Linked DNA regions of Homo sapiens: region 2 is linked to region 1. The links are chromatin contacts, found by Hi-C or POLR2A ChIA-PET in ENCODE. All regions are on one chromosome and are shown on one strand. The core of a region is the stretch at or near the end of the contact, and the rest is flanking DNA. Distances in the headings are between cores, read along the strand shown. Region 1 overlaps STXBP4 (syntaxin binding protein 4). Region 2 overlaps HLF (HLF transcription factor, PAR bZIP family member).

What was found. A loop is a pair of places that touch in the nucleus more often than their neighbours do. ChIA-PET counts read pairs that join two places held with the same protein, here RNA polymerase II (POLR2A). Pooled maps may share reads with other maps.
Region 2: a loop to region 1 is called in a pooled map, with 2.5 times the contacts of the local background. The contact joins two enhancer-like sites. A Hi-C loop is called at or near these places in 2 of 168 maps with a recorded cell type or tissue (PC-3 and Right ventricle myocardium inferior), 1 of 37 single-sample maps with no recorded cell type and 11 of 50 pooled maps. POLR2A ChIA-PET finds 5 or more read pairs at or near these places in 1 of 52 experiments (activated T-cell).

The regions. Positions count from the first base shown.
Region 1 is chr17:55,167,438-55,171,066 of GRCh38, forward strand. It overlaps STXBP4 (syntaxin binding protein 4), which reads left to right. Exons shown (of 18, transcript NM_178509.6): 18 at 1-3,629. Among named protein-coding and RNA genes, the nearest start is that of HLF, 96 kb to the right of the region's middle. Within about 2 kb of position 2,019, at least 3 of the 41 ENCODE cell types and tissues checked have a DNase peak (open chromatin) inside an H3K27ac peak, as active enhancers do.
Region 2 is chr17:55,293,693-55,297,321 of GRCh38, forward strand. All of the region lies in intron 2 of HLF (HLF transcription factor, PAR bZIP family member), which reads left to right. Among named protein-coding and RNA genes, the nearest start is that of HLF, 31 kb to the left of the region's middle. RefSeq lists silencers at 2,276-2,570, 2,296-2,590. Within about 2 kb of position 1,984, at least 4 of the 41 ENCODE cell types and tissues checked have a DNase peak (open chromatin) inside an H3K27ac peak, as active enhancers do.

The sequences.
Region 1 (3,629 bases), core at 769-3,268:
AACTAGTTCCACTAATGTGGGAACAATATAATGGATTTTGCTGAAGAAGGAAGTGTATGCTACTTAAGTTGGGCCATAAAACTCACAGTATGATCGCAGTAAAAGGATTGTAAAGCACATACTCACACATTGTTGATTTGCCCAAGGTTCTGAAGAAATACCACAGAATGATTTTGGTATAGAAGGGTAGATAAAGCCTGAAACCAAAATACAAGGTTAGTGCATTTCAGAGCAGCAGCAAACTTCTGTTCTTATGGGTTAATTAATCATGTTACTGAAGAATTGATTTGGCACAAGGGAGCTATGTATTGCCACAGAACTCTGAAATTGCAGAAATTATCTCATCTATAAGTAACCCCACTGGAATTGCTTGACTGTTCTGTTTCACAGTGGAGAAATTCATCTTTCATCAGCACACACGAGAAGAGACAACAGGAAGACAAAACAAATTGAGTAGATAATAAAGTTACCTTATAGGAATAGGTAATATAGACAGGTAAGGTCAGAAATTTCTGTGGAATGGAATATGAAAAGATGTTTATGAGCAGATTCTATTTCTTTAGGCAGTTTTATCATTCAGAGAAGTAATCTATGCATTTAATCTAATGCCAGCTTTTATTTTTCTTTGGTGATTACCACACAAAAATAAGAAGTTGGCACCAAATTAAATGCATGGATTACTTCTCTGATAAAAGTACTCGATATAAGGGAAATTTGAAGGAAATAGAATGCATACATACACACACATACACTTAGTATATGTGTGTGTGTGTGTGTGTATATATATATATCTGTGTGTATATACACACCACACACACACACACACACACGTATTGGAGGAATAAGAAATATTTAATAAAATCTACACAATTTCAAAAATATGACCAAATACTGGTGGTTCCTCATTTACCAGTAGAACTCTCTCTACAAATGGAAAGTGAGAAGTCTATGAAGTTACCTTAGTTTTTCCAATTAAGACTGTTCATTGATTGTATTTCTTCTGTCTCTATAAGTACCATATTCCCAATTAGTATTTCATCAGTTATAAGACCCATCATTATTTTGTGTGTAACTGAAAATGAAAAAAAGATTTAAAATATGACTTAGTAGTTAGAATTTTTATCTTATACGCCTTTAAGTAAATACAAGAGAACTGTTTCAGCATAGATTTTTAAAAATCATGTGTGTAAAAGAGAATGAAATATTAATTATGATATTTACAAAGCTCTGTACATTCAGAATTGAACTCTTTCTGCATCTCTTTTTTGAATCAGAGTTGTCATAAACCACAATTTTTCACGGTAACACCCTCTCTGCCATCAGGATAAATAACATTTCTTAAAGGAATATTCTACTGCAGTCTCTGAGATTTTTTTCCCTGTCTTAGACATCCATTCTACAACTCTGATGCTGGCACATTTTTTATCTTGGCAAAAGGACTTAATAGAAAAATTTTAGATAACAATCAGGATTCATACTCTTCTCAATAGTCCTTAAATGGTTTATTGACCAAAAAGTAAAGAAGTAACAGTCCAGTCATATCATGGAAAGAACAACCAAATTCATGCATGCACAGGCAAAGACAACCATATCACTATGACCACCTGGCTGACAGTAACTGCAGGACATCAATTATTGTAAGACACTTCCTGTAATATGTTTAATTCCTCTGACATAAGGATTTATGTGAATTAGGAAGTGGCCCAAGGGTGAAAAGTAATAGGGAAATAGAGAAATAGAACCGATCCAAAGGAAAGGGGGAAAAAAACCCACAAAAAGTGTGATGTCAAGCAAAGCCTATTCTGGAGATGACTTTGGTTCACTCCCACGGGAGAGCCCTAGAGACAAAAAGGTTCTACAGTAGGTTCAAGTCAGAGGCCAGAGAACCCAGAGTATTTATACCTCTGCACCATCAGTTATTGAATGGGGGTGGGGGTGGGGGTGGGTGTAAATTTCCAGGTGCTTCCAGCCTGCAATGCAGTCAAAGCATGTTCCTGTAGCCTGAGGACAGCCGTCCAACAAAGAGGTGCAGGTGCTGAATGTTGAGAGTGAAAGCACAGGGAGCTGTCATGCATGAGAGTGGTAGAGGGATCTGAAAGTGCTAGCAGTGCCTATTATACATCCAAATACTAAAGACGCTTAGATGTGAAAAATGTGTGTCTTAGAATCGATAAAATATGGTATAGAGAATCAAGTCTCCTTGTTCCTGGTTTATCTCATAGCATACTTAAAATTCAGCTAAAGATGAAATGCCTTAACAAGTGAAATGGGCTTTCTGAAAAATTATTTCAATCAAAATTGTGTTAAAAGCTATTTCTAAAAACCCTAACATGAAATACTTAGAAGAGATCAAGTGGTTTGTCCCTGGACATTCAAGCAATTGAATGTCTAAACAATCCAAGACAGATAATTTTGTAGTATTTACTGTGTGAAGTGAACCTTTAAGGCTGTGGACAATGCAAACTCCCTCATGTACCTTGCTCCTTGCCAATTTCAAACAAACCTTCTCACCTATGATATAAGGCTTCCTTAGAATTATTGATTAATTATTTAAGATACAATAAAACCAAAGTATTTTTAAAACACAGTAATTATGTTAGTGCAGGTACATGACATAGATATCCTCAAATATTCTTAGGACATCTATAAATCACCACAAACATTCTGGAAAGCAGTCTTGGAACATCTATCAAAGGCCTTAAAAATTTCTTCTTCTGTGAATTTATCCTCACAAATGACCCCAAGTTTAGACCAAAATAAAAAAATGCTTAAAAGGCTTATTAAAGCATGATTTAAAATAGAAATGATTGCCTAAATTCCTGAAAACAGGGGAATGTCTAAATAAAATATGGTATCTAACATGATAGAAAATGTTTACTAATGTTTAATGATACCAAGAAAGTATCACAATAATAACATCAAGTGGTAATAACAGGAAACAGATCTGTATACAATATAAAACCAACAGTATTGTATATATAAACACCATAGAAGATCTGAAAAAAAATTAGATGACATTATTTGTGATATCTATTTTATTTATTATATTTTTCTGCATACTACTCTACAGTGAGCCTGTCCTTTATAAGAAAAAATGCTAATGATTTATTGTGTATGAAAAAAGTGTATCTGATTTGATTATATATTTTTATTTCCACTTATATTTTCTAGGATTATTTTGCTTTAGAATTCTATGTATAATCCTGTGAAAATTTGTAGTGTTGTAGGGACTGGAAAGATCAGAGATTATGTTATGGCCATGAATGAGGCCTGACCTGCATTGTCAATAACTAAATTGATTATTGTGGAAACAACAAAAAAATTCATTTTTTGAAATGAAAATCTTTATTGAAATAACTATTTTACCATTGTGTGGTCAGATTCACTGCATTTGATGCTTTTTCAGGATTTGTTTTTCCTGCTAGAAATGCTAGAGTTGTCACAGATGTGATATTTATGTTTTCATTGTCTGGGGAGGGCCAAGTTTCATGACAGAGAAAGACTGGGGCCAATTCTGTGATTATGGATGTCAACTTATCTCAGAGCAGTATCATTGGTTGAGCAGTCCTGCAGGACATCTAAGTTTACCGTCTTTATCTTGCCATTGTCAAAGATCCTGGACCTATTTT
Region 2 (3,629 bases), core at 734-3,233, 130 kb after region 1:
ATAGGTGGCAGGGCTGGAACATGAAGCCACAGTCTGGCACCAAAGCCCATTCATGGAGCCCCAACTCAATGGGCTGCTTCTCAGTAGAAGGCTTTGCCTTGTGGAAGGTAGTAGAATGTCTAAAATCATCAGAACACCTGTGTGGATGGTACAACACGGTGACAGATATGTACCAGGGACCTAGATGTGGAGGGAGTGAGGAGGAAAGGAGCAACATATGCACCTCTGGGGAGGCCCTAAGGTCTCCTCAGCCAATTCCTAGGGAATTTAATTTTAAAGGACACAGAGAGGGTAGTTTTTAACACAGGTTTTACTTTTAAGTCATGAGGGATGACTTTCTAAGCCACAGTTCCTTCTGATAACGGTCTTAAAAGAGAAGCACCATGAAGTGATAAACACATCAGTCCAGGAAGATTTAGAGACAGCCTAGTAGAGGAGGATTGGAAACAGTGTGGCTGTGTCCCTGAGGGTGCTGGTGCTAAACCCACGGCACAGTCCATATCAGTCAAAGCTTCATTCTCCTTGTGCCCACACTATGCTGATCTGCCCCAGTGCAACAGGGAGACGCATATGGTCAAGAGAATGTGTCTTTCACGAATAGATTTTCTCCTTCGACCATGGTGAGAAGTCCTTGTAAAGAAGCATACATGAATATATGGATGTGTTGGGCATCAGCTGTGCGTGTGGCCCTCAGCCAGGTGAGTGGAGGAAGTTGGAGGCATTCAGTGTTCACCTCCATGTGCTTTTCAGAGACATACCTGGTGAGCTGTCTGCAGATACACAGCGTAGTGGGAGAGATACGCACGTGAAAGCAGCACAGGGCATGTAGCTAGCACTTGGTAAATATTAGTTTCCTTCCCCTTTCTGTGTGTAAGGCAAGTTGTACGAGCAAAGCATCCGCAGCTCAGAATGCAAAAATAGATCTCCATGTGGGGATGTGGCCTCTTTTCCCCAAGTGTGGACCAGATGTCAGGCCGCCTTGTGAGTACTCAAGGAATGTTACGGCTTCCTTCTTCAGGACTTCACTGCTTCTCTCCATATGGAGAAGGCTCCCTTTCCATGCACTTCCTGGATCTGAAAAACAAGAACAAGAAAGAGGATGGCTCTAAAGTCTCAGGAAATGGACCTTTCTATATCCTCCCTTTTAAAAAGCATTTGTATGTAGGTTTTTTAGGTCTTGCTGTCAAGTCGGATACACAGCTGTCATCTGTTATATCGGTGATTTAATAACATAATAAAAATTTATAGAGAACCACAAGCTCATGGATGTTTGTTTTGGAGTGCATTTATTCATCATTAGTATGGGTATTTTTAATCATTTACTGAGGGCCTAGCAAGGTGCTGGTAATTCAGAGATAAGGAAGATGTCATCCTTTAAACTTGAGAAGCTTATGAATGGCGAAGAGATATAATTAATTGTGAATGGAGTGTGGTAGATAGCATCAGGTTGTATATGAGGTAGAATCAGGAAAGCAAGAATGGCCAGCTCTGAATAGAGTGAGGAGGGAAGATGGGAGATGATCCTTGAGTTGTGTCTTGAAGAATGAGCAAAAATTATATTCATGGAAAGAAAGGATACAATATAAGTGACTTGTTGAGTTTTTCTTGGCTGATACTAAGAATGAATTTTCATTAAATATGCACCAGTAATTCACAGGAAATGATCAGGTCAGAATGTTATGGGACATTGGTCTGAAATATAATGAGAGGGGAAAAAAACAGAAAATTTAAAACGTTTATTTATGATGGCTAATATTCAGAGGGGCTAACTCCCTCCTGCCCAGATAAGGAGAACTTTGCCGCCTGGCAAGGGACCTGCGGCTCTGCACTGCCAGGGCAACAGAACCACACGTCTCAAACGTGGTGTTTAAAGAAGATGTTGGAAGGTTAGAGGCGGTGTAATGGATGGGATTTGACAGTTGCTGTGGCAACACACCCACTTCCAGAACATTAGTGTTAGTGGGAGGGCAGGCAAACTCGTGGTACTTGCCCTGGGCTGCCCTATGTCCCGTACCACCTGTTCTATGCCAAAGGTATGAACAAATTCAAAAGGACAAATGCCTCACATGGCTGATGGCTGCCTGCCTTTGTAGAACTGACCCTGGAATAAGATAAGAAGATGAGTAAATCAGAGAAAAGACAACAGGGAAATAGCGTGGAGGAGGAGGGGGAGGCCAGAGCAAGCAGTGTTAACTCCTTTCAGGTCAACATTTCCCAGGGTTATATTAGAATGTATTGACTAACTGGTAGATTTTTATGGGGAAAAAATGCATATGGCATCTGTGTGTCTAAAATGCCCTTGATAGAAGCAGTAGTGTAGAATGCTTTGGGGCATAAATAGTCCTTAGAGTAGCAAAAAGACAGGTTAATGCAAAATTGGTTGGACAGGTTTTGGTTGGAGGCCTGAGTGATTGCCTCCGGAGCACCACCTTCTGGGGAGTCATGGGTATGACATGGTGTGAATATTCCTGAGGTGTGGGTGGTTGGTTTCCTTACAAGGTAGGGTTTGCAAGCTCCTTACATCCACAGGGGCTGTTTCCTCTGGACCAGTCGTTCTCAATCTTGGCCTCACATGAGAATTACCAGTGATTTTTTTAAAAGAAATTTAAACATTTTATTACAAAATTAATATACGATTGTTGTAAAATAGGACTGTATAAAGAGTAACTTGAGTTCCCATATTCCATTTCCAGATTTAACTGTCCACAGTTTCTGCGTACTCTTCCAGACGTTCCCTTTGTGTTTATAAGCATTTATATACATATATATGGGGGTGGGTGTGTATATATTGTGTGTATGGAAATATGGAAATATATGTATATGCATACAATACATAGTGTTATGCATCTTGCCTTTTTCATTCAATATTTTTTGGAGATTTTTCCATATTAATACATATAGATCTGCCGGCTGCATAGAACCTATGATCTGGATATGCTATAATTTACTTAACAATGCCTCTAGGGATTTAGATTGTTTTCATCGTTGGATTCCATTCTTTGTACACTTGTGTGGTATATCTAAAGTTTTCATTCCTAGATGTGGAATTGCTGGATCAAAGTGTGTAGGCTCCAAAAGAATTGAACTAGTTCACACTCCCACTAAAAGTGTGTGAGAAAGCTGTTTCCTCTTCCATTCAAAAAAATTTTTTTTTTTTTTTACAGAGCCCAGGCCCCATTTTCAGATCTTCTGGGTGAGGTTGGAGGGGAGCTAAGTATCTGTACTTTTACAGAGCTCCACAGGTGAGGCTGATCTGTAACCAGGGTTGAGAACTTACATATGTTCTTATCTATGGCCTTAGATAGAGGGTGTAAAATTAGGAGACGCAGCTCCCACTGATGATGCCTGGGTCATGTCCTTTCAGATCCAAATTGCAAGATCTCCTTTAATGTGGTTAATTGGGAGAAATTGAATGACCCATTTCTTCTGAAATTTCTGTTAAACTGGAGGTCTTTATTTAGACAAATGTAAACATTAATCCATCTTTATTAAGATAATGTATGATTAAAGCAACAAGGTACCATCTAGGTTCTGTTTGATACTTTTCTTGTTATTCTGTAGTTATTTGTTCATAAACCATTTTTTCTTCTTATAGGCTTTCAAGGAAGAATTATCTAATTCCTTTTGGT